2 separate regions of the Mus musculus genome follow, and region 1 is linked to region 2. Evidence: chromatin loops called from intact Hi-C (ENCODE). Cell type or tissue: left cerebral cortex. All regions are shown on one strand.

The links. Hi-C counts contacts between places; a loop is a spot of excess contacts. Peaks named below come from ENCODE experiments on the same cell type or tissue, not always from the same donor. Only the 100,000 strongest peaks of a DNase experiment are listed, where the experiment ranks them.
Region 1: it touches region 2 in a loop (2.2-fold over the local background); 5 of 42 quality-filtered maps call a loop at or near these places.

Annotation. Positions count from the first base shown.
Region 1 is chr6:93,782,878-93,790,877 of GRCm38, forward strand. It overlaps Magi1 (membrane associated guanylate kinase, WW and PDZ domain containing 1), which reads right to left. Exons shown (of 24, transcript NM_001029850.4): 5 at 2,568-2,769. Among named protein-coding and RNA genes, the nearest start is that of Gm23035, 6.9 kb to the right of the region's middle. In left cerebral cortex, no CTCF peak of the experiment used is centred here; DNase peaks (open chromatin) are centred at 271, 3,301, 3,309, 3,504 and 3 more places; H3K27ac peaks cover 935 bases.
Region 2 is chr6:93,907,658-93,915,657 of GRCm38, forward strand. The region is part of intron 2 of Magi1 (membrane associated guanylate kinase, WW and PDZ domain containing 1); the gene reads right to left. Among named protein-coding and RNA genes, the nearest start is that of Gm22840, 21 kb to the left of the region's middle. In left cerebral cortex, a CTCF peak has its summit at 4,904; DNase peaks (open chromatin) are centred at 2,474, 4,679, 4,898, 5,368 and 1 more place; H3K4me3 peaks cover 2,761 bases; H3K27ac peaks cover 2,201 bases.

The DNA.
Region 1 (8,000 bases), 120 kb before region 2:
CTAGTGTTTCTAGAGAAAGCAGGCTTGCATCAGGACCATCTGGCTGTCTCTCTGCTAGTGTTTCTAGAGAAAGCAGGCTTGCATCAGGACCATCTGTCTATCTCTTTGCTAGTGTTTCTAGAGAAAGCAGGCTTGCATCAGGACCGTCTGGCTGTCTCTCTGCTAGTGTTTCTAGAGAAAGCAGGCTTGCATCAGGACCGTCTGTCTATCTCTCTGCTAGTGTTTCTAGAGAAAGCAGGCTTGCATCAGGACCGTCTGGCTGTCTCTCTGCTAGTGTTTCTAGAGAAAGCAGGCTTGCATCAGGACCATCTGTCTATCTCTCTGCTAGTGTTTCTAGAGAAAGCAGGCTTACATCAGGACCGTCTGGCTGTCTCTCTGCTAGTGTTTCTGGGTTGCCAGTTCCTTTTGCTCAAAGCCTGGGATAACTGAACTAAAAAGAAAGCTCCATATTCCTTTGCTGGCACGCTTGAGACAGCCTGCTCACTGGCTCCTCTCAGTCCTCCACGCCAGTTTGCTACACAATGCATGAGGTTTCTAGGTCTATGTTTTGTCTTTAGTGGTCATCTTTATAGTATTTTAGATTTTCTGCAAACTGCAAACAAAACCAATCTAGTATTTATATTTTTCTAAATCTAAAAAACACGCATTCATTAGATTCATATCTAATTTAACTTGCCATTCAATGCAAGATACTCTAAGTTCATTTCCGAATGAAAAGACCGCTGAAAGTTTAGGGGTGCGTGTGTGTGCGTGTGTGTATGTATGTATGTATGTATAAAATTTAGGTTAGCATATAAATTGCAAGTATGTATGAATGTTTATACATATAAGTGAACATGTATGTATGTATGTATGTATGTATGTATGTGCTAGGGATCAAATATAGCCTTCATATATACAAGGGAGGAGCTCTACCATTAAACTATATCTCTAACCTTAAATGAAGTATACAGCTAATACGCCACAATTTTTGAGATTAGAGCGATAAAGGCCAAAGCTATGTTAACTTACAAAGAGGACAGAGTATGTACTTCAGCCAACTGTAGTATGGGGCTGACTTTTCATACACTGTTAGAATATTGAACTTATTTTTCTAAAACTTATCAACTCAGTCCTTGGCAAAATTATTGGCAGATTCTTTTCCAGGAATGTCTATTTCACACATTATTTGGTACTGGGAACATCTCTATTATATATTCCTTTGTTTGGCATAATTCTAGTTAATGGACATAGTTTCAAAGGCAATTTGCTATGGAATCTCACTATGAATGTTTGAACTTAAATGTGGTATCCAGTTTTCTTTGAGCAATGTTGAAATTCATGCATGTGATGAATGTGGTAGGAACGGAAGCAGTGATGCTAAATGTTACCGATCCAGGCACGTTAAGCAGCACTCTCCCCAACCCTCAGGAAACGTGGGTACCATCCATCAAAACCTTTTACAGATAAGGGAGAGGGCCGAAGAAGCAAGGATCCCAGGTCACACAGCTGAGAAGTGGAGAACACAAAGCACTGACCACTGTGCCTTCTATGCTGCTGTGTTTAATAAGCATCCACTATTAACAAGAACCAGGCAGAGCCGTGGGTGTCTCTGCCCTCTGGCTGGAGAATACCAGAGCTCCCCCCATGCCTCGCAAACTTCTTCCCAGCTGGGTTTCAAAAGTGACTGTTCTGAGCCTCTAGCTTTCTTTCTCACGCCCACGTGCTTAGGAAAATTTAGGAAAATGAATAATTTTAATTTTTAATTGCCCTTTTTCTAATAACAAAATATATGACATCTATGAAATTTTAAAACTCACAGAAATGTATAGTACAGTTAGAACACAGAACCTTCACTTAGACGCATGAATGCATTTTAGAAAGTTGAAGTGCTTTAAATATTCTTTGGCAATGCTTCCTTTTGCTGATTCAATTAATAGGGCATTTATGTGAGGATAATACATCTATCTATATTTTGTTTATGTACTGGGAATACAATTAGAACATTATACTACTGCTCTAATAGAATAATTGACCACCCATCCATCTGTGATCTATAAAAAAATAGTACATGCTGTGGAAAGCAGAGTCTTGCTACACCACAGTGGCACAAAACACAAAGGGGAAAAAACATAGTCCACATCAGTCAAATTAAAAGCTCCTGGACTTTGAAAAGCAATGTAGAGTCACACTTGAGAAAAATCGCAATTACAATAAATTATGTCCAGAATGGATGAAGAAGCCTGAAAACTAAGGAGTAAGAAAACTAAAGACTTGTTAAGAAAAACATGCCAACAATTTATCATTTTAATGGCTAAATAGAATAGTTATTTATTATAATTATATAGCAAGATCCAGTTGTCTTACCCCTTCAAGAAATTATAGATCTTATGCTTCCTAAAACCTTTTCACACTGAATAATTAAGAATGATATGGATGAAAACTGTTTTTATGAGAAGCCTGTTTAATGTCGGAGAAGAATAATGTGGGCGTGGGATCAGTTTCCTCAGGCTTAACTGATATGCAGAGCAGGAACGGGAAGGGACAGAGAGAAGGGCATTTTCAGTAGAGAAAATGGTATACATTACTCTATGAAATAGACTTCTCCATTTTCAGTATAGGCCATCTCCCAGTTTTCAGGTAGAGGACCTAAATTATCCTCTGCAGAAAGAGGTAGGTACTGAGGGAACTTCTGAGAAGGGTCCGTGATGGGAGCAGCGAGGATGCTACTATTCACAGGCGGGAGCGTTGCTTCTTGGAGAGTGTGCTCGTCCTGGTCTCCAGAGTCGGCTGCGTCAGGCACAGGGAGAGAGAAAAACAAGTACAGAACTGTTCAACAACACAGCACAAGCCTGGGAAACACACACGAATACATCTGTGTTCTTTCCCCACACTCATTTGTGATCCTAGATTCTGTTAACAGATATTAATTATGCATAATAAAGCCCTGCGTTATGTCATCTCCGCACATGTGTATAATATGTTTGCATTATATTAACTCACTACCCTATTTTATACCCTCTCATCTTCTCTTCGCATGTAGCCTGCCTTCTATTTTACTCTTGCATCTTCTAGTGACCCATGAGTTTCTCATTGCGCTGCTTATAGAAACTTACGAATGCATTGCCAATGACAGTGTCATTGAAGAAAGTGCCTCTGTCTCCTCTAATCAACCAGTAATTATGTATAAATCATCATGGGGTGTGGGACTTTGTGAGCCACTTCCTCTTTCATAGCAGCCCACTGCCAAGCCCAATCTTACAGAGACCTTGAACATGTAATCAGGGATGCTGGGATGAAGGCTGCACCAGTGATGTCATGCCTAGTTGTTAGAGTTCCACACTACTTTCCAGCTTTCTGAGCTCTTACATTCTTTCATTCCTTCCTCTGCAATATTTTCTGAGCCTCAGTGAGGGTGTTAGAGATGACTTACCAATAGGTAGGCATTTAATCATTATGAAATTCCTGTACTGTGTATCTCTGATGAATGCAGTTGCAAAAATTCTCAATAAAACACTTGCAAACCGAATTCTAGAACCCGTCAAAAAGAGCTTTCATCCTGTTCAAGTTGGCTTTATTCCAGAAATGGTTGGGAGATGATTCAGTCAGTAGGTGTAATGTGCCACCATTAATAGACTCAGACAGAAATCACTTGACCATTTTAAGAGAAGAAGAAAGAGAAGGAGAAGAAGGAGGAAGAGGAAGAAGAAGAGGAGGAGGAGGAGGAGGAGGACCCCCATCCCTACCCCCACCAATCCAGCATCTACATTTTTTTTTAAAACAGACCTTATCTTTTCCTAATTGCTGGTTATCAGCTATGGCTTCTGCTTCACTTGGATAAACAGAAGGAATCAGAGTGACTAGCATGGCTGGTGATACAGTTGAGCAGCAGAGCATAGGCTTGTCACATGCAGGGGCTTGGTTCAATATCTAGCACAAAAGGATCCGCCCAAACAAAACAAAAATAGCAAAACTTAAAATATCTTGAAGATATCAAAGAAGAAACCAATGTATCAACTGGAACCCTAAAGGTTCTATTCCAAGATGTCCTCAAACTGAGCTCAACTCTCATTCCATAAATTTATCCAGTTTCCCAATTTGGGGGAGGGTAGGGAGTGGAGGTCAGGGGAGCTCAAATTGAACATACAGGCACAGTGGTATTTTTGTGTAAGCTTTTAGAAGACTTTTGATAGATACCAGGAAAGATCAAATACTGACAAATTTGGAAAGAATATGAAAGTTTAGAATATGAAGACTCACTGGCATACAGTGAGTCAGAACTGAGACTCCTTTGGGAAACTAAAGAGACTATTCTTGTGAAAACCAAGACAGTTACCTCAGAATGGTTATCATGTGGGTGGATCTTAAAGGAAGGTTCTCAGTGAACGTGTCTCCCTTGCCTCTGTATTAACCAGAAACATCAAGGATGATGCCATCCAAACACCCATAACCAGCCCTGCTGACATTCCTGCTGATGTTTTTATAGAGGATGGTGAGATTGGATGTCAAACTTCATGGGGATTCGACATAGAATAACCAGGACAGTCATTTTCTGTCTCCCACGTCATCCCTCTGTAGACATTTCTGAGTCTAGGAGAGATGGTCTGAGAATCGGAGATAAAACATAGATTCTCACGTCGTCTGATGAACGGCTGGTGAAGTCAACACCCCAGAAGGAAGGTTCTCCAAAAGGTGGATGGCAGAAGGCCAAGCCTACAAAAGATGAGCAGTTCTGCCAGAGCCTAGCACCACTAACTAGGCCATCTATAGGACTTCTCTGGCCAACATCTCCCACCTCTTATTTTGGTGACATCATTCAGGCTCCTGTATGGAGGCCATTCTTGGTCTAGGTGGTCCAGATAGAAACAGACAAACCCATTTGTGGTTCCCATTTACACTTTTGGATTTAGGGAGATTCTCTCATTTCTGCCTTTTCTATTGCTTCAGGCACTCGTAAATGTTGCAAGGCTAAACATGAAGGTCGGGTGTCTTAAATTACATTTCTATTGCTATCATAAAACACCAAAACCAAAAGCAACTTTGGGGAGGAAAAGGTTTATTTGTGCTTTCTATTGTAATCTATCAGAGGGAAATTAGACCAGGAACTCAAAGCAGAAATCTGGAGACAGGAACTGGCTGAGGGCATGGAGGAGTGCTGCTTACTGGCTTATTCCCCATGGTTTATTCGGCCTGCATGTGTGTGTGTGTGTGTGTGTATACACACACATGCAGGCTGAATGGTTATCATGTGGGTGGATACACACACACACACACACACACACACACACACACATACACACACACACATATATATATAAAGATATAACCCAGGATCACCTGCCCAGGAGTGGCACTGCCCCCAGACAGTTGGCCCTCACATACCAATTGTTAACCAAGAAAATGCACTACAGACTTGCCTACAAGCAAATCATACTGGAGTCATTTTCTTAACTTAAGAGTCCCTCTTCTTCAATGACTAGCTTGTGTCAAGCTAACATAAAACTAAGCAGCACATCAGGTGTACAAACTCTGGTAGAGCAACTGGCAGCTTGTTGATGCTGAGATAATCAGGTAGACAGACAGGTATTTACACTTGGTATGCCAGGGGCCATATGTCTTAGTAAGACCTACACAGAGAAGAGTAGAGAGGAAAGGTGGTGGACATTGCCTAAGATTCATGTCTGAAACCAGGGCTGTCCATCAGGCTACTCAACTGCTTCATTCCTTAAAATCACTTTCCTTCTTAAACCAATTCAAATCAAGTCTCACAACTTATATCTAAAAGTACAGGTTAATAGAAATCTAGAACAGAAAAGTCATCAAACAATACCAGAAATCATCTTGAAATTAATAGATATCAATATAAATTGAGTAATTAGCAAGAATAAAAAGACTCATCCTTAACTCCACAGAAGTCAACACACACTCATTTCTGACATTCTTCTGGAAGTTGAACTTCCCATGCAGAAATGTGCCCCAAGACCCCCAGACCTACTACTAAATACTAATATGGTTCCTTGCTACAAACAACAAGATTGAGGTATATATTTAAAGGGACTTTTTTTAAAGTACCAAATTGAAAAAGACTCAGTTCATACAAGAACCATGTTTCAGACAGTTCACCAAAGAATGTATGGACATAAAGTAAGGTAGCGGGTGAGTTCTTTAAAGTCTTAATTTTACTCCTATCAGTGACTTGAACTTAGCTCCTCAATCTTGAGCAGCCAAGACATACTCACTGATCTGTCTCTCCAGTCCCAAAAATTGCTTTCTTAATGTTTATGGGTTTCCAAATAATAGTGTACTTTGGCCAACAGTATAATTCTACCACCATTGAGTAGATAAGAAGTATTTACCCTGAGTGGCTCCTCGTAGCTCTGGAATTCAGGAACTGTTTGTTGAAGACTGTCCCACTACCCAGCGTTCGACCACCAGTCCTCTGATTAGTGTCTGCTCATTGCTGAGTGTCTGCTATCATCACATCAGAAAGAAGGTACAGGCTTTGGCCTCAGGATGCATGTGGCCATTATTCTATCTGGGGTCCCACTACAGACACTGAATGTTATACTGGCATCATTATGGGGTACAATTTCATTAAATGACCCAAGCAAAGGACAACAGCAATGTCGGATTATTTTTTAATGTCCTGGTGAGTATGCTCACATAGTACTTCTACATTTGGACGGGACTGCCATAAATTTAGCAAAGCCAGTCTAAAGCAGAGCTAGGACCTTATTGCGCTGTTGTTCAAGGGGCTGTTAGCTCAGTGTTGGTGGACTGCAAGTTAAAGAGGTAGACAGGGCAAAGTTATTTGGAGCAATTCCTTTTACACATACATCACAGAAGAGGTAGTGTTAGTTAACTGAAAGCATCAGTTTGAGTTAGTGCATGACAGAGCATCAGTGCCATAAATTAGTATTTATTTAACATATTCTTTACATGCTGAGGTTATCCTACCACACAGACACATCAAGCAACCCTTCCTGTCTTTCCCTTCTCTATTTTCTTTCTCCATCCCCTGCCACCCCCAATCCTCAGATCATTGTTTGGAATCAGGCCCAGAACTTGTATGCTGGGCATGTGCTATGCCACTGAGCTATTCTCTCAGCATATGTCATTGCTTTGTGCTACTTGCCTTCTTGGTATTAAGGCAGGAGTTTATATAGCTCATATTTGGCCTCTTTGTCAGTGTATAAATTGGTGGTAAGACTAATTTATCAATGATGGCCTGGAAACAAATGCTGTCCTTAGATGCTAGGATTTCAATTGAGAATGATAAAGAAGTCAGACTTTGAGACCAATAGGAATTTATAGTAGGTAGAACAGGAAATCCACCAATAACTACAGCGACTACCATGAGTTTGACTTTGCTTTCTGCCAAGAATCCCCATTAACATGTTCACAGAGGACAGGTAAAGGAACAGGTATACTCATGGGAATAAATCTGGGGACCACTCCTGGGACCAATCTAGGGATCTATGCTTGGAATCTACTCTTGGAGAAGACTCCTGTTGGATACTGAAGACCACTATATGAGTCTGCTTGAGGGGACTTCAGGAGTCTATTCCTAAGGACTACTCCTGGGGTCTACTCATGAGGTCTATTCCTAGGGTCAATCCCTCAGGTTTTCTCTTGGGAACTAGTCTTTGGAACCACTCCTGGGATCTACTCCTGGAGACTACTCCTGGAGTCTACTCCTGTGGTTTACTGAAGATCACTCCTGAAGTCTACTAGAGAGACTACTCCTGAGTCATCCCTTGGGACTACTCTTGGCATCTACTCCTGGTGTCTACTCCTCAGGACTACCCCTGCACTGACAGAGGTGATTCACTGAATCTGACCTGTTAGATCTGCTTTGTGGACCTCCTCTTTGCTATAAGTTAAATCATGATTTGCTATTTCTTATCTACTGAACCACCAAGACATTAAAATATGAGATGTTTTTTAAAGGAGATGATAACACTTGTGCATAATTTACTTTCACTTTGGAAAAGACCACTATAAAGGCACGAAATACTCAA
Region 2 (8,000 bases):
GCCATCTAGTCAGCACCCTGCAATGGCTGCCACCCATTGTCAGTAGTGTGGTTGTGCCCTAAAATGCCAAGCACCATTTGTCCTGCAGTCAGAACTCTCTCCACAGTTCTGCCATCTTCTCTACTCCAGCCATTCTCTTGCTACTTCTCAGAAAGTGCACTTAGCACTTCTACTGTAGTATCTGTACTGGATGGTCCATCATCCACACATAATCCTTTCCCTCACTCTCTCACGTTTTATGTTTCCTTCCCTGTGGGGCCTAACCTGACACCTTAAAGACCATACTGCAAACCACAATGTACCCAATCCCCACGTTCCTGGACATACTCTCCTCCCCAGACCCCCACCACATCTGCACTGTTCTGCCTTCCAAATAACTGACCATTGCCCAACGCTCCTGACTATAGCACACATGAAGATCCCCATGCTGGATCTTTGTCCATCCGGTTGATCATAAATCTCCAGCACCCCAATGGTTCTCCGCACAGAGAAGTTGCAAACTCAGTATTTGCGCAATGTCTAAATCTTCCTTGTGAGCTGGCTTAAGCATGAAGCAGCCTGAAAACACAGATGATGACTAGAAAGCAGGAAGTCGGCAAACACGCGCCGACATGGAAAGTTACCCGGATGTGATTGATGGTAACACACAGAATTCATGGGTGAGACTAGTTCCTGTTTATCAACTGGGGATGGAAGAGGGACCCAAAGTCTTGGCATCAAATGAAATTAAACGCATTATACCACTCTATCCCACACCTCAGGACATGGGGTATTTGCTACCAATGGCAGGGATATTTTAATTATTGTCTTAAGATGTCAATTCCAAGTAGAATACAGTGGCGTTGACTAAATTCTGACTGCATATATTAATGTGGAACTTGAGAGCACATACACAAGCAGTCCTTTTGAAGTATGAGATTGAGATCAACTGGAAATTATATATTACATTTATCCTTGTGATTGACCTTATTTGTAAATAATCAAGTCTTTTATACCTTTTAGGAATAAACTTCACATAGGGAAAGTATTTTTCAATAATCATTTCTACCTTATCCTCTTTTCCTTACCTTGACTGGATTAAATCAACATGGGTTCTAACTCAAGCTTCAGAAGCTAAGGAAGACCTAGTCTTCTTTGCTATATTACAATCTTCAATATTCAAGGTCACAGAGTAGGCACCCACACACATGCTACTTTCAGTTGAGTATCGCCACTAGACAGAAATGTCAATAATGATGTAAAGGTCCACAAAGCCATAAAGAGAAGTAGCAAAGGTTTACATACACCCAGGTGCTAAGCATCATTAAAAAGAGCTAAATTTTTGCCGACTAGCCTCCCTTTCAGGGCCCTATCTATACTTAGTATTTCTAAAGCAACACTCTTTGGCATTGTTCCACAATTAATTAGAAAATTATGGCACTTACTCCTTTTAGGCAAGTTATTTCATATAGCTGTTGTCAAATTTGTAGGTTCACGTGGCTCTAATCTTACTGTGGAACAGAAATACACCCCACACAATAATTTAGCATCACCTTGAAGATCAGCTAAACTCTGAGCAGAAAGCTAAGTGCCTTTTTTTTTAATTTCATAAATATGGGATCCACTATCTAGTGTGCAGAAAGAACATGCATCTTTAAAAACAAGGGATCCTGTGCCCACCTTTCTCTACTTTTGAAGTGATTTTTCAAGTACTGGCAAAAGCAACAGCACTCTAGGACTCAGATCGAACTTCAAAATGACTGCTCAGGGTTCCTGGTGCATTCACTGCCCACATGGTTACTCCAGGCTTGGCACTCAGAACTAAGAGCCAGAAAGGAAAGCAGCAAACCCTCCACAAACAAAGAATTCCAGAGAATAGAAGTTTATCCAGAAGGACTTTTCCTCCTTTCCCATTCACATCAGGCAATCACGAACATTGAAGAGGTTTGAGTCTAGTGGGTCATTTTCAAGCCCGGGGTCTCTTTTTACTTTCATGTTTTTGGATCCTTTCAAACATCATATTAAATGTCAAACAACATTTTCCCATTGATTTTATGCCCGAATCTAATAGTCTGTTGAAACTTTAAAGGTGCCAATCTCCTTGGGGGAAAAAAAAAAAAAAAGAATCAAAATGAGTAACCAGAGGCCAAGACCTGTATAGGAAGAATAAACCAAGCCAAGCCAAACCAAACCAAATCAAACCAAACCAAACCAAGTATCTACATGGCATGGCACACAGTCATCAACTCAGCAGACCCTTGGAGCAAATGGAACAAGAGTCACTTTCATTAGTATAGACCCAGAGTCAGGTAAGTTGCCAAAGAGAATGGACACACTGCAGTACTTGGGAGGGACTGGTTAGCCATAATTCCCCCAGTTGTGGGCATTCCTGACACTGTGTAGATGTGCTGGAGACCAAAAATGGCAGAAACTGCTGAAGATCCAGAACAAGATATCTGGAGCATGTGTTCATAACACTTCAGAAGACCGGAAGCCAAGCAGAGGAGAGACCCTGTCACACAGGCTTCTGCTGCGTTCCCAAATCAGTGACTGGCATTGCTGCCTTCCTTCTCAGAAATGCTATGACAGTTTGTCTGGTGCCAGAGGGTGTCAGTATGACGGCGAGGATGTGCTTACATTCAAATATTTGGGGACTGATTATCAACATAATTCTTTAAAGGAGAAAATAAACAGGCTGTGGGAATAATGGTTACCAAATGAACTGGATTTTGCCTAAAAACTACGATTGCAAAGGGAAAAAAAAATTGTTTTTTGAATGGAGAGTTGTCCTCCACTCTGCTTTCTCTGGTATTCTCTCCTCTATAGTCATTATTACCTTGGGGAACTCTTTCCCATTTAGGGCTAAATCTACTCCCTGTGGAAAGGCTAAGAAGCTCACATTAGAAAAGACACACTGAGCTACATACTTTGCGGTACATGTATGTCATGAAACAGGCCATCTCCTTTGCTGTTTCCTTAACAGCTTTAAAGACACTGCCTAGGTGCCAAGAGAAAGTACAACTTTCTATTTGTTTATTCATTCTGGTAACTGGTACTAATACATCAGGGCTTGACTCTGTGAATATAAAGGTTTTCTTCTTTCTTCCTCTGCTTTCTCCCTTCTTACACTTCCATGTGCATGACAAGACTGAAGCGGAGTACGTTCCTGATGCACATCGGCTACAGCCATGATTTCTTTTGTACCAAATACTCATGGACTATGTATTATTTCATGTGTCAAAAGGCCCATCTACAGCGGTGTATCACAGAAACTGTCTCAGTGGTGAATACATCCACTGGATGGTTGCTCCAGTGGACACACCCTGGGTTGTACATGAAAACTCTAGTCTTCTAGGGAAAAGTTCTGTAACAAACACAACTGCCCCCTGCTTTCTGCTCAACAAGGACCAGCAGGTAAACCTCAAGCCTATTCAGTGAAAACAAAACCAAACCCACCACCACCATCACCACCACCACCAACAACAACAACCACAAAAACCAGGCCAATTTCACCTCTGTAGTAAAAACACAAGAGAGGCAGATACAGTATCAAACATTTTCTTCAAGGCATTGCCATAGAAACACAACTTGAAATTTGCAGCTTGAGAAACTACAGAGGGACGTGAAGAAGGAAGGCTCTAACGTTTGACTTGGTGGGGTCCAGAGGGGCTGGGGAGTCAAAGGTGGGCCTCAGCCACAATCCCTTCCTCCTGCTCCATCCTCTTTCCCCTACCCTACCCTCCCAGCCTCAGAGGGGAAAGAGGGCCAGGGGCAAAGGCAGCTCCTGTTCTCTCAGCTGAGGGATGGAGGAATCAAGACAGTGTTGATAGCATTAATCTGCTCAGGCTTTCAGCAGCAGGCAAACTCATAGACAAGTGGGGAGCTCGGCCTCGCTGACTAGGGGCTGTGCAAGTTCAATCATGAAAAGAATCTGAACATGTCCCCCCCCAAGGCAGGATTTGAAGTTCTGGTAAAACACCAGTTTTCAGAAGGCACTGGCCTCATGGGTGATACAATGAAAGCCTTTCTCAACCAAATCATTTCCCCCAGAACCAAAATGCAATGTTAGTGTATGTTAAAATGTGCATAGCTTTATACATATGTAATATATATGGATATATTGTATATAAACCCATGGTTAAATATTTTCAAAATAAGAGTCACACTCCCCTTCCTCTACAGACACTTTCAGTTTTCATCTGAACCTCCAATGAACACGTTTGAACCTTTTGAAAACACTGAATAGGTTCTGGTCAAGAGTAGTTAAAAACAAGCATGCCAGCAAACAACAAAGCCAGCGAGGGTTATCTGAGCAGTGCACAGTCCTAACTAAAAAGCCTCCTAAATGATTCTCACTGGATAGGCACCGTCAACTCTTGGAGAGAGAAAGGGCCTATTCCTAATCCGTACAAATAAACAACACAGACCCTCAAGCCATTTAGTTCGGACACAAATCCACTCCCTTTGTGTGGAAGGCCAACTCTGGGGATGAGACAGCCCCCTTGCACACTTCACTGCCCCCTGCTACTCGGTCAGACAGACTCCGAGTTTGAGAAGAGGGAAGAAGGTACACCCTCCTGTCTCTTTAAAGAAATAAAGATACCAGTCTTCCAGGATTGGTCCATTAAGAACCAGCCAGGGAGAACAACCTTCCAGCTCCCAAGCACTTACAAACCAGACTCCAGATTCCTCTATTTACTGATGCCCACAGACAAGCATACCTTACCTAGACAAGACAGTGTTCTCACAAACACATGTTAATCTCCAGGAAGCAAACCTAAGAAGCCTTCTGCATGTACATCCCCCCTTTAAAAGTGGGGGAGAGGAGAGAGGGATGGTGGTCCTTTTCCTCTTTATTTTCTGGAGAGCTTGTGAAGCTCTCTCAAAGTGCAAAGGCATTTGCCCACTACCGCCAGGAGAAGCAGTCGCTGTCTCCCCGCCTACTCCAGCCTGGGCGCCGGAACAATGCAGCAACATGCATTTACCAACACCTGCTGGAGCCTATTAATATGCACGGGGGCCTAAGGCTTTCCCCCTCCCCTTCCCCTGCCCTCCACACTGAGCAGGCTTTCATCTCCTCCTTTACCATCCATCAGGAACTCGTTTCGGTGGCCCCCCTCCCCCGCCCACCCCCAGTCCCCATTCAGCAAAGCCTGGGGGCCGCCCCTCGCTCTGGCTCCCCAAACCCAGGCTGACTAGCACACTTTGGAATGCACTTCATTAAAATTTAGCTGCCCGATTCCAACCTGCAATGCGGAGGAGGCAATACAAAGCGCACGCCACACTTCCTCCAGCATCCCCTTCAAAAGCCCCATTGTTCGCCAGGCATCTGCTCTGGAGCCCAGCCTCTCCCTACCCACTGACCTCTGATTTTTTTTTTTTTTCTCCCTTCCCTGCTTCTCCTCCCACCCTGCCCAGCCAAACGGGGCCTGCCTGCCCGTTGAATTAAAACGCAGCCTCAGCCATCTGGCCCTCCCAAGCTGGCCCACAGTCTCCCCTCCTCCCTGGTCCACACACCACACATGGCATCTTCACCTCCATGGATGTTCCCACAACCCAAGCGCAAACCTCCGGTGGCAGGCGCTCCGGTCACAGCCTGCCTGATCCCAGCCTTCTTCCAGTGGCCGAGCGTTCGAATCCAGAGGTGGGCAGGGGTTGGCCTGGGAAGATCATGGACTTGTACTTGCCTGCAAAAGCCCAGCCAATCGCCAAGATTAATCCTTCCTTTTGTGCGCCTGAAAGAGCCTCCCACCACGCTGGTCTTCGGCTCCGCAGCGGCTGTAAGGAGAGGCGGGGGTGGGGAGTGGGATCTGAACCCCTTCCTAAGCTAGCTAGGGGCTCCTTGGCCACCTGACCACTGAGTGGGTTTTCCAGGGCACAGGCTCTGGCTGGAGGAGCAGCTGATGTGCGAGAAGGGAGAGAAGATGCTCAAGCTTGCGCCTTTTATATCACTGGCGACATTTCTAACACATGACAACAATTTCCATCTGTATTTAAGCCGGGAGTGTGAAAAAAGCGCATTACATCACAGAGCCCGGGTTCTCAGAGGCTGCCGGATATCTAGGCCAGGGGGGATTAGGGCTGCACCTGTGAAGGGGGCGGGAGGGGGCGGGACCCAGCTAGCTCCCCTACCAGGACATGTCAAGTCCCCACCACCCGATTGGTCCTGGGGAGCTCTTGGCCAAGGAAAGGCGGGAAATCGGGTTGCCCCATTTGCTAAGGACTAGCAGCTGAGTGGACAGATGGGTGAGGGCTTGAGGGTATGGTAAGGAAAGGTGGGTGAGTCTCAAGAATGGGGACAAGAGCCTCCCAAGTCCCCTCGGCCTCTCTCCTAACTTTGAAAGAAATTTCATAGAAATAATTCTTATATTTGAAATAACTGTTTTCATGAAGTTAAAGATGATGGAGAAGCTGAGAATGAGACTTTGAAGGATTCCCCTTCAAGCAGCTGATTAGAAAAAAAAAATAAAATAAAGGTAGAATCCCATTTAGAACCAAACACTTGAGGTTTACCACCTCGTATTCAAACTTACTTTTTAGCGTGTGTCTGTGTGTGTCTTAGGCACGCACGCGCGCGCGCGCGCGCACACACACACACACACACACACACACACACACACACACACACAGATCTTTGTGAAGTGCCTTCTTCAGTCATTTCTGTAGATTAATTTTTGAGGCAGGGTCTACCACTAACCTGAAGTTCAATGTGAGTCCAGCTAGACTAACTAACTGGCCAGCAAGCCCCTTGGGGATGCCCTTATCTCTGCCTTCTAGGCACTGGGATTAAAACTGCATACTGCTGCAGCTGGCTTTGAAAGGGAGCCGGGGATCTCAGGTTCTCCTGCTTGTGCAGCAAACCCTTTACTAAGTCATCTCCCTACCCCTCAAACTCAGGGCTTTGATCCCAGCCCTATGCCCAGGTCAGCATCCTCACCTCAGCTCCAGGAGTGGGAAACAGTGCTGTAAGACTTCTGGAGAGTAAACATTCCCTATTGGCAGTGGCCACACTACAGGGCTTGCCTTTGACCCACCACCTGTATTTCCCCAGCTCCACGGTCACATGTAAGGGACTGTCGAGAATTAAGTACTAAAGAATGGACAGGAGACAAGGGAATCTAAAACTTTCAGATGAACAATGATGGGGAACCATAGATGGAGAGGTCCAAAGCCAACAGAGAGCAAAGCATTTGAAAGCTGGGGGAGAGAAAGGTTTAGAGGGCAGTCTACAGGTCAGATAACTAGAAAACAGAACTTTCCCTAGGACACAGGATCAACTACATGTCAGAGCAGATGAAAAAAATTTACTAAGCAGGAACCTGTCGCTGTGCATTGGGAAATGTGATCTTTTGTTCCTTGAACAATCCAAGGCATGACAAGATTTCACTGCTTTTTTGTTTTCCAGCCAGGGTTTCTCTGTGCAGCTTATGCTTTGGCCACCATGGCAGGCTCAAGTCTGCATTTCTAGCACTCCTCTTCCTATGGGCACTTAGAGTTCTAAGACTCCACACTGGAGTGTGCCCCAAGTCCATCTCTCCTTGTTCTGCTTTTGAGCATCTGTGAACTGTGCTAAGAACTTTTTGTACATTATTCTCACATGATAATAGTCATTGTTGTGTGTATGAATGGATGAGTTCACATGTGTGCACATGTATGTGTGTGCATGTGAGGCCACAAGTCAGTGTCAGGTGTCACCTTTATCACCATTTCTGTTAAAATTTTTACACATGGGAAAACAGATAAGCAAAGTTTCTCTATGGTCCATCCATAGGAAAAAGTGTTACTGTATATCATGCTGTTACTGTTCACTACAATCACTTACTAAGCATCTCTAGTAATTTTTGTTGTTTGGTTGCTTTTTGTTTGTTTATTTGTTTGTTTGTTTTTTGAGACAGGCTGCATAGCTCTGGCTGTCCTGGAACTCACTATATAGAAGAGGCTGACCTCAAATTCAATCTGCCAGAATAAGTGAGATGCTTTTGGGTTTGTTTGTTTGTTTTTTAAAGCTTCATTCCAGATTC